Regions from separate parts of the Homo sapiens genome. Here region 1 is linked to region 2. The links are chromatin contacts, found by Hi-C or POLR2A ChIA-PET in ENCODE. All regions are on one chromosome and are shown on one strand. The core of a region is the stretch at or near the end of the contact, and the rest is flanking DNA. Distances in the headings are between cores, read along the strand shown. Region 1 overlaps SLC6A6 (solute carrier family 6 member 6). Region 2 overlaps SLC6A6 (solute carrier family 6 member 6).

Region 1 (5,127 bases), core at 1,060-3,559, 42 kb after region 2:
TATTTAATATGCATATGAAGCCTTTTCCTCTGAAGTGCAGACTTTCTCCCACAAAAATAAGTAATGGTAAGAGCCAGTAACCACAACAATTGGTGAGTTTATCTTTGGAGATGAGTTTAGTTGGCCCACCTGTGTTCTCATCCTGGTTTAATGTTTGCTTGTGGGCAGCTCTTCTCAGCACTCTGACCCTCAGTTTCCTTATCTCTCTCCCTGAGGAGCTGGATACGTCAGAGATAGGCTGCATTCCCAGGTGGTGAGATGAGGTCACCCTCATGGAGAGGAATGGGAAACAGGCAGGCACTGGCTCAAGCTCCTCCTGCTTGGGAGGGCCCAGGGCAGCATCTCTTGGGACTCACTCATCTGAGCCACAGCCCTACACGTAGGGACGGGAACAACAGCAGGGCCAGACGTGCAGTTGGTGCCCAGTAAAAGATGCCTGCAGGCTAGTGCTCTCCCTTGCCCATCACCGACTCTGCTTTAGAAAGATGCATCTTCCTGTCAAATCCCAGTTACTAGGTGTTGAAGAGTTAGGCCATTTTCACATTATGGAACAATCAGAGGCCACCCTGGGCCCTCCTCAGAGATGCTGTCATTCTGACTAGAAGCAGAAGCCCCGGGAGCCCCGAGCCAGCCTTAGGTGCTCTTCTCACAGGGAAAGGTGGGCTTTGCTCCCTTTAGAGGCACAGGGCTGACCCCACCCCACCATTCATGCATGCTGATGGCCACTAGCCATTAGCATGGACCCAGGGCTGGGCTGTGGACACCGAACAGGGCAAGGCTCAGGTGCCCAGGCCCCTGCTGCTGGTGGCTCAGAGATAGACATGGAGGGTGGCAGTGGGGGAAGAAAGGCTTTCATCTACGCTGCTAGCACTTATGGTGCACTTGTTGTATGTACCTGGAGCTGCACTGGGTGTTAAAGAACTAGGACAAGACACACACATTCCTACTCTCAGACTCACAGTCTGGCAGAACACGTGTGCCCAAGAGATGGTTACAACCACTCGCTTTCTGGAAGGAGAGGTATGGGTGGTGCCTGGGCAAGTAAGGCAGACCCAGTGGAGCCAAGTTAGGATGAGAAGATGTGGGGGAAAGAGGGCCAGGCAGAGGAAACAGCCCATGCCAAGACCCAGAGTTCAGTGACAGAGGAGCTAGAAGGAATTCTTCAGGGTGGCTGGAGTGTGGACACGGAGGGAGAGTTGAGGCAGATGAGGGAGGAAGGGGTACAGCTTCTGCTGACACTCCCGGCTGCACCGAGGAGTTTGGGCTGCATCTGCTGGCACTGGGAGCCACAGAAGGGTTTTGAGCAGGGAAACGACTTACTGTGTTTTTACCGGGGCGGGGGGGATCCTTATGGCAGCAGAGAGGGGTGTGAGTTCTGAGCCAGTCCTTTCCCAAGGAGAGAGACCCTTCCCTCAGGTTGAGGCCAGTCCTAGTCCCAGAAGCCCCCCACCCCCCGATGCCCAGGACCCCTCTCCTGACTGCCCCCATCTCTCCGCAGGGATGTTTCATCTTCTCGCTCGTCAAGTACGTACCCCTGACCTACAACAAAACATACGTGTACCCCAACTGGGCCATTGGGCTGGGCTGGAGCCTGGCCCTTTCCTCCATGCTCTGCGTTCCCTTGGTCATCGTCATCCGCCTCTGCCAGACTGAGGGGCCGTTCCTTGTGGTAAGTGCTTGGGCCCAGGGCCAGGGGAGGTGGGAGGCGCGAGGCCAAAGGTGATTGTTGTCAGTTTGCTGCGTGATCTCAGGCAAGTCACCTGCCCTCTCTGAGCCATAGTTCCCTCACCCATCCAGTGGTTCAGCTTATGGGCAGCAGAGTGCATTGTGGGAAGACGGGAAGCAAGTAGAGTTCACATGGGAGAAGGCTTTATGGAGACATTGGAAGCCGGGCTGTGGGGTGAGGAGGAACTTGCCAGATGGAGAATGTGAGAGGGAAGGTGTTCCTGGTGTTGGCAGAGTTGGGGTGGGCAGTGAGGCTGGAGAGGTGACTGTAGCTTTGGATGCCAAGCTAAGAGCTGGGGCTTTATCCTGGGACCAGTGGGGCCATGTTCCTGAAGCGGTGGGACAAAGCCAGGAGCCTAGGGAGGAAGCCTGAGCCCCACCCAGATGCCTTCTTTTATTGAGGAGCCAAATTTAGGATCATCCCAGCCCATGCTGGGGTCTTCTCCGGATCTGTGGCGGCAGCCAGACCTCTGCCTCTGTGCCTGCTGGGGCCTCCCCTGGCCCCACCTACCTTCAGCCTCCTCTCAGAAATTCCTCCAACAGCCCTGGAGATCCCAGGCCCTGGCAAAGGCCCTACTCTTTCCAAGAAATTCTTTTCTCAGAATCTCCCTTAACCTTTTGAGCTTGGGCTGGCTCCAAGAGTGCACTGTTTTGTTCTGGGCTGTTTTTATTGTTATTCTCTTTTAAAAATCTGGAGCCAGGATGTCCTGGGGCCCTGGCTCCCTGCTGGGCTGGGTCCTGTTTCCTCCTGGGCAGGGGAATGGCCTGGAGGTGGTGCTGGTGGCAGGGGAGGGAGGGGAGACTGAGGAAGCTGGCAGGGCAGGAGGAAATCCTTGAAACTGGGGGGGCCCCTGGGGTTATCCTGGAGCTTTTGACCCATTCTATTTTTTCAGAGGACAGAGGGCAGCACCCCAACCAGTCTTTAGCCAGAACGCTAAATGGCCCTATGAGCTGTTAACAGACTGAAATACTGGGCCTGGGGACAGGCAGGGAACAGTGACTGTCCCGAGCCCTCCAGGTGACCCCACAATACTCCAGGCCAACCCAACCAGAGTTTCCAGAATGTCCTTACTGTCCAGAAGCCAAAGGGTTCATTAGGGCACAGCAAGGGGTCTCTAAAGGTTCTGATTGGTCTAGGGGTCTCTGCTCTGATTGGTGAGTGCCCAAAGCAATTACATACCATTGGTTCAGGGGGACACCCAACAGGTCACTAACTTGGTGTCCTTCAAAGCCTCATTTTAAAATATTGGTCCAGCCCACATTTAGAAGTTTGGGTGGAGTGGGGTTGGCATGGGGGAAAGAGGTGGGGGAGTGGGTGAGGGCAGGCTTCACCCCACACTGGTACCCCGTCCTCCTGTGCCAGTCTGACTTCACCAAAGGCCCCTGTGAAGGCAGTTGAGCCACCATCTGTCTGTCTTTCTTTATGTGCCCCTCAGGGGCTCCCACCTGCACAAGTCATCAAGGTGTCCTCCCAGCCATGAGCTTCTCTCTGAGCCAGGTTCTGGCAAACCCAGATCTCTGTCCCAGGATGGTTCCAGCTCTGCCTGAGCCTCCTGTGTAGGCAGAGCCCCAAGTGGCTGCCTGGGGGTTTGACTCTCCTCCGCCCTCCCAGGCACAGCCCATTGTATGGATGTGGAGAGGCAAAGTGATGGAGGGAGAGCTGGCAGGTGGCTCAGGTGAGGGAAGTCATGGGGGTAGGGCTGGGAGCAAACTGGAGAAGGTGCTACAAGGAGGGGACCTGGGCCTGGAGTTGCCAGATCTTGCAGCTTTTCAAGAAAAGATGGAAAACTGGATTTAAAAACAAAAAAAATAGAGACAGGGTCTTGCTCCTTTGCCCAGGCTGGAGTGCAGTGGCTCAATCACAGCCTCAAATTCCTGGGCTCAAGCAATCTTCTTTCCTCAGCCTCCCGAGTAACTTGGACTACAGGCACGTACCACCATGCCTGGCTAATTTTTAATTTTTTTTTTTAAGAGTTAGGGTCTCACTGTGTTGCCCAGACTGCCTTTAAATCCTGACCTTGAGCGATCCTCCTGCTTCCCAAAGTGCTGGGATTACCGAAAACTGGGTTTTTAAATGAAATACTGTAGCTTTTAATAAGCAGCTTTTAAAAATTTGTAACATACCTAAGTTGAATATAAATGCCTAGAAAGAGGGCTTGTTGTTTTGTTTGTTTGTCTTTCAACTGCTGGCCTATTCAAGTCTCTGAGTTGACAGTTGGCAAGAGGTGGACTGGGGAGTGGGAGTCTGGTTGAGTCCCAGTTCTGACATGGATTTTCTGGGTATCCTTGGAGAGGGACACTCAACCAACTGTGAGGACAAAACTCACCCTGCTCAGGAGTGATCTAGAATTCCCATGCAGCTCCTATCTCTTGGAAGGGCAGCTCAAATGCGAGCAAGGTTCTCCAAGCCCTTAAGATGTAAACCCTGCTGGGAGGACTGGATGCCTTCAGGAAACTAGGGAAGACCTGTCTCTGCAAGAAGGCAGGAAGTGTAGCTTATGGGAGGCTGAGGAGTTTGGAGTTTCTCCTTGGGGAAGGTGGGAGCCATGGAGGCTGAAGACAGTTGTCCAACTCAGGGCATACAAATGAGAGGAACTCAACTGCTGCTTTGCAAGGCAGAGAAATCAGAGGGAGAGAATCACAGGGAGGCATATTTTAGTTCCATAGAAGAAAAAAAGCACATGAAGGTTGAGTCCCCCATCCCTGTAGGAACGTAAGCAGGGGTTTGGCCAAGGAAGGAAACCACCAACAGGAATTCCGCCTTGAGTCAGGGCCTAGTGGCACCTTAGGAGCGCCTTAGTTCAATTCCATTATTTCCAAAAAGGACAAAAACAGGAGATCAGAGAGGGTGTGAGTTTACCAAAAACCAAACAGCACATGAGCCAATTCAGGAGGAGGCAGATGGCCCTGGCGAAGGGGAGACCAGGCCGCCTGACGTTTCCCCCCTCACTCCTGTCATCCTTCTCCAGAGAGTCAAGTACCTGCTGACCCCAAGGGAACCCAACCGCTGGGCTGTGGAGCGCGAGGGAGCCACACCTTACAACTCTCGCACCGTCATGAACGGCGCTCTCGTGAAACCGACCCACATCATTGTGGAGACCATGATGTGAGCTCTCTCGGGTCGACGGGGCCGGCGGCTTTCCTGCTGTTTACTAACATTAGATTCTCATAGGACCAGGTTTACAGAGCTTTATATTTGCACTAGGATTTTTTTTTTTTTGTAATTGTCACAGAAAATGTAATTGTGGGTATGTGTGCGTGCGTGTGTGTGTGTGTGTGTATCGTGTGTGTGTGTTTTGTTTTGATTTGGGGGATATTTTGTACAAAAAGAAAACCCACGGGAAGATGTCCGTGGAGAGGCAGAGCTTTCATACTGAATTAGATGTATTTTATGGGAATTTG
Region 2 (5,186 bases), core at 2,284-4,783:
CCAGCCCTGTGGCCCTTGGCACTGACTGCTCCCCAGGCCCTGTCCAGCCTCCTGAGCCCCGTCTCCATCATGTGGCCCTTCACTTCCCTGTTTGCCTTTGCCTAGTTCCCCAGTTTGTCAGCCGGCTTGCAGCTGGCTCCTTAAAGACACCAGACCCCATTTCATTTGATCCATAGCAGCTACAGTAGTTGAGAACATGGACTTCAGAGGCCAAGACAGACCTGGGGGGCATTTGGAGCTTAAGTGGCCTTTTCCTCATGTGTGACTGTGGACAAGTGACTTCACATCTCTGTGCTTTATCAGCACAGGAAGGATGGGAGCAGCACCCACTGAGGGGATTAGCTAAGAAAATGAAAATGTGCTTGTAGTCAGTGCTCTTTTTAAAAAGATGCATATTCTGCTTGTGTATATGGTCAGTGCTTAATAAACACAGCTATCTTTTTCTTAAAAGTAACTTTTTTTGTTTTTTTTTGGAGACAGGGTCTCGCTCTGTCACCCAGGCTGGAGTGCAGTGGGGCAATCATGGCTCACTGCAGCCTTGACCTCCAAGGCTCAAGTGACCCTCCCACCTCAGCCTCCCGAGTAGCTGGGACTACAGGCATGTGCCACCACATCCAGCTAATTTTTGTAGTTTTTGTAAAGATGGGGTTTTGCCATATTGCCCAGGCTGGAAGTTTTAAAATTGATAAATAAAAATTGTATATATTTATGGTGTATAACATGATGTTTCACATCTGCGTATGTTGTAGAATGACTGGATCAAGCCAATTAACTTACGTATCACCTCGCTTCCTAAGCATTTTTTGTGTGTAGTGAGAACGCTTAAAATCTACTCTCAACAGTTTTCAAGTATACAATATGTTATTAATTTTAATCAGCATGACACCATGACATACATAATAGATCTATCAAACTTACTCCTCGTACATAACTGAAATTTTGTGGTTTTTGACCAGCAATTCCCCAATACCTCTAACCATCCACTTTTTCTTATTTATTTATTTATTTATTATTTTATTTTATTTTATTTATTTTATTTTTTTGAGATGGAGTCTTGCTCTGTCGCCCAGGCTAGACTGCAGTGGTGCGATCTTGGCTCACTGCAGTGTCCGCCTCCCGGATTCCAGCGATTCTTCTGCCGTAGCTTCTTGAGTAGCTGGGATTACAGGAGTGCATCACATCATCTGGCTAATTTTTTTTTTTTTTTTTTTTTTGTATTTTTAGTAGAGATGGGGTTTTACCATGTTGGCCAGGCTGGTCTTGAACTCCTGACCTCAAGTGATCTGCCCACCTCGGCCTCCCAAAGTGCTGGAATTACAGGCGTGAGCCACCACGCCTGGCCCACTTTTTCTTTTTTTAAAACAAACACAGGGTAGAATGGTTGCCACAAAGTATAATAGAATTGCAATGTGGCTGTTTTTTTTTTTTAAAGCTACTATTTATTGATCAATTGGTATGTGCTGGGCTGTGTGCTGAATAACATTAGGCAGCATCCTGCTTAGTCCCTGGTCTTGTTTTTACCCTCATTTTTTACCAGTGAGGAAGCGGAGGCACAGAGAGGTTGTTACTTGCTCTGGGTCACACAGCTTAGTCATGGCCTCAGCCCAGAATCTGGCTCTGGAATGGGCAGAAAAGTGAGGAAAGGAGAGAGATGCCTGCTGTGGAAAGGGCGGGGCAAGGGGTCCAGCCAGGCACTTGATTCCACAGCAAGCCTAGTGGGCAGGGAGTTGTTTAGGCCTCAGTTTTCCCCACCTGTAGAATGGATGTCATCCAGGTCTCTTCTTGCCCCTGTTCTGGGACTCTAGGAGCTGCTTGCCCAACCCGCTGATCAGTTTGCTTAACCAAGAGGTTTGCTGAGAAACCTGGCCCAGAGATCCTTCTTAAAGGCCAGGTATGTGCTAGGCAGTTTGGGATGGGAGAAGCAGGCAAAATAGGAAACAGACAAGGACCTGGCCTCTTCCTAAAAGCATGGCAGAAGCTCCTGAGTGGTTATGCCATTGACAATATGAGATTTAAATCATTGTTCTCCACCAGAAAGAGACATGTAGGACACTGGTTGTTAAATTGAGAAGTGCAGGGTCTGCAGGACGGCAGGGCAGGTGCAGAGAACTCTCGAGCCTCTGGGAAGGTTGCCCAGGAAAAATAGAGGCAAGGGCTTGACTTTCCCCAGAGCCTTGGACTGAGGTGGTAGATGCTGGGGGAGGCAGCATCTGCAACTCAACTCAAAGCCCAGCTGGCTGGTGCTCAGGGCACCGGGAGGGATGCAGAGCAAGATATAGGGGTCCCCATTTGCAAGCAGTGCAGAGACCTCTTTCTAAGCTTTGCTCGGTGCCGGAGGCCCAGGTGGCCAGGTGGGAACTCTGGCCTTGAGCCTCTCTCTCCTTTCCACCCGTGTGTGTAGCCTCAGCCAGGCTGCTCGCTTCCCTGCGTGAGCCTCAGCTTCCTTTATCTATAAACTACCAAAGTCTCTTCCACAATAGGAGTGTTGGAGAATAGGAAACTGTGTTCATAAACAGCTCAGCCCCCAGAATAAGTCCTCACAAATCTTAATATTAAACAGGGAGACAGCAAAGGGATATTGTGGCAAGCCATGGCATCGCTGGCACGGGGCTGCACCTGCCTGCGTGTGTGTCAAATCTGACCAGGTGATCTGCAGTTGGTTTCAGGCACAGCTGGCTCTGGCTGTCACCTCTGGAACACAGAGACAAGGAGAATGTTTAGCTGGGCACAGGGAGAGGCTTCATCCCATAGCCTCTGTATCAGTCAATTCTAATCACTTGTAGCTGTAATAACCAAAGAGGAAGCTCTTAAAATGGGGAATTATGTATCTCGGCTGCTGCAAAATAACCCTGGGCCCAGTGCCAAGGAAAACAGCCCTTGTCGGCGGGTGCAGGGACGCCTGTGGAGGAGGACTCGCTCCTGAGTACTCACTGCGCAGCGGGGTGACCACTTGTGTGTGTGTGAGGAAGCTGGGGTGACTGGCCTAATTGCAAGTTTGCAGAGGTGCACAGAGATACTCCGGGGACTCCCTGGAGGGTGTCCTCTGAGGTCAGACTGAGCCGCAGAGGGACAGTGGAGGCTAAGCTCCTAAGGGTTTGGATACATCACGGTCACTGTTACTCCCAGCGGAGTGACCTCAGGGCGTCTCTTGTCATCTCTGGGCCTTATTGATCTCACCCTGGGGAGGATGAAGGCTTTATATACCCCAAGGCCAGGGGTGGACTGGATAGTAGTGATAGCGGTAGTAAGAGGAGATAGTCTCAAGTCATAATGTAGTTGCTGTGCATGGAGTGTGTGCCACATCTTGTTCTAAGCACCTCCTGTGCACCCCCCCTCATTTAACCCTCACAACACTCCCACAGGGAAGGTACAGTTACCCCATTTTACAGATGAGGACACTGAAGACTAGTGGGGTTGAGTGACTTGCCTTAGGTCACCTGTTTGGGGAAGTGACTTTCAGCTTCTGGGTTGAGGCTTATATTCTGGTCCCTGTAGGGGCCAGGGTGCCTGGGGCAGCTGGCAGGGAGCCAGGGGGCTTTTTATACTGCGGCTCCAACAGCCAGTGGGGAAGGTTCAGAGGGGACTGAGCCTGAGCAGTAGGAGGGACTAAAGCAGTTCTGTGTGGCCCGTGTCCCAAGGAGAAGGGGAGAGGGAAGATGGGGCCAGAGGGTCGGCAGGGGCATGTGCTGGGACCTGGTGGGCAATGGTGAGGAGCCTGTGTTTTCTTCTAGGGGTGAGCAAAGGGTTGGGCGGGGGCATGAGGACCTGATTCTGCTTTTTAATCTGCCTTCAGCTGCTGCATTGAGAATAGATCAGGGGCGGGCAGAGTAGCAGCAGGGAGACCTGTGAGGAGGCTGCCACAGATGCCAGTGCAAGGGCTGAGGGGCCTGTAGCTCGTGGTTGCCATGGCGATAGAGAGCTGTGGGTGGATGCCAGGAATGTACAGGCGGGTCTTGCTGGAATGGGCTTCTTCAGGGGCAGGGCTGCTGGCTGTGTGTTCTTCAAGGCAGGTGGACCTGTGACTGCAGCCCCCACAGGTGGAGAGGTGGGTGCACCTTAGAAATGAGGAGTTGGGAGACCCCCACCATGCCAGGCACGTGACAGGTCCCCACTCTGCCCTGTTGAAAACCCCCACCCCCATCCTGGCTCAGCCCCAGGTGGTGGGACGATGGGGTCCTGAGTGTGGAAGGGGGTGGAGGCTTCATTTTGTAGGAAATCAGAGCCTAGAGCAAAGGGACTTGGGGAACCCCAGTTGCTCCTCCTCCATGTTTCTAGAGGGTTCTCGAATATTAGTGTGGCAAGTGGGTCTGTGTGCCCAGAGGGCAGAGCCGGGACTCTCAGGGTAGCCGCAGTGAAGCAGACCCCAGCTCCTAGCGGGGATGGACTTGGCCCATCCCAGCTGCCAATGAGGTCATGAGCTTCTGGGTGAGGAGGCTCCAGGGTCATTTCCTGAGAAACACCTTCACTCGGAGGGAGTTGAGTCTCACATCCTCCAATTATGCGCCCACCGAGCCAGCCCACAATGGGCTGCCCTGATAACCATCGGGGGGCTGTGCAAGTCAATGCTGGAACAATGCTGGCTGCTAGGACTATTTTTACAGTAGCCATTGGCCTGTCGAATCCCGCGCCCGGCCCCGAGGGAGCAGGGCAGAGAAAGGCGGCGCGGATGCTCTGGCAGACAGAGGAAGGGCTCCATGAGCTGCCCAGAGGCTTCAGGAAGCCTTTCTTGGTCTGCTGGCCGCCAGATAGTGAAACAATTGGGGTCCCCCACCCCGAGCCAGGGAGAGGAAGGAGGTGTGGGGGAAACGGGGGTTTTGTTGTGCTTTTGTGCCTCTGTTCCTCGAGCACAGCCCCTGTGGGCCCAGCAGCTGGGGCCAAGCCAGCACATCCCCTCTCCACACCCCAAGTCCTCAGGCAGCTACTGCCTCACCCTGCCTGCAAGGCCCTGAGGCCAAGTGACTCGCCTGGTCACAGGATTGGCAAAGCCAGGGTTTGCAGTTGTCACCAGCTGCCTGTGGATGCCACTCTGGGATCCACCTAACCCAGCAGCTCTTGCCTGACACCCTACTGTGTGCCAGGCATGGCGCCTGGCTCTGGGACACAGTTGTGAGCAAGGCAGGTGTGGTCCTTGTCCCCAGGAGCCTCTATTCTAGTTGAGGAGATAGACGACAGGGAAGCGAGGAATT

What was found. A loop is a pair of places that touch in the nucleus more often than their neighbours do. ChIA-PET counts read pairs that join two places held with the same protein, here RNA polymerase II (POLR2A). Pooled maps may share reads with other maps.
Region 1: a map of heart right ventricle shows a loop between it and region 2 (2.4-fold over the local background). The contact joins two enhancer-like sites. A Hi-C loop is called at or near these places in 3 of 168 maps with a recorded cell type or tissue (cardiac septum, heart left ventricle and heart right ventricle) and 5 of 50 pooled maps. POLR2A ChIA-PET finds 5 or more read pairs at or near these places in 5 of 52 experiments (AG04449, HEK293, OCI-LY7 and 2 more).

Annotation. Positions count from the first base shown.
Region 1 is chr3:14,480,173-14,485,299 of GRCh38, forward strand. SLC6A6 (solute carrier family 6 member 6) reads left to right here. Exons shown (of 15, transcript NM_003043.6): 14 at 1,499-1,669; 15 at 4,695-5,127. The coding sequence ends at 4,835. Among named protein-coding and RNA genes, the nearest start is that of GRIP2, 58 kb to the right of the region's middle. Within about 2 kb of position 2,310, at least 6 of the 41 ENCODE cell types and tissues checked have a DNase peak (open chromatin) inside an H3K27ac peak, as active enhancers do; they include heart right ventricle, where a contact is called at or near this core.
Region 2 is chr3:14,436,803-14,441,988 of GRCh38, forward strand. The region is part of intron 2 of SLC6A6 (solute carrier family 6 member 6); the gene reads left to right. Among named protein-coding and RNA genes, the nearest start is that of SLC6A6, 37 kb to the left of the region's middle. RefSeq lists an enhancer at 2,595-3,095. Within about 2 kb of position 3,534, at least 16 of the 41 ENCODE cell types and tissues checked have a DNase peak (open chromatin) inside an H3K27ac peak, as active enhancers do; they include heart right ventricle, where a contact is called at or near this core.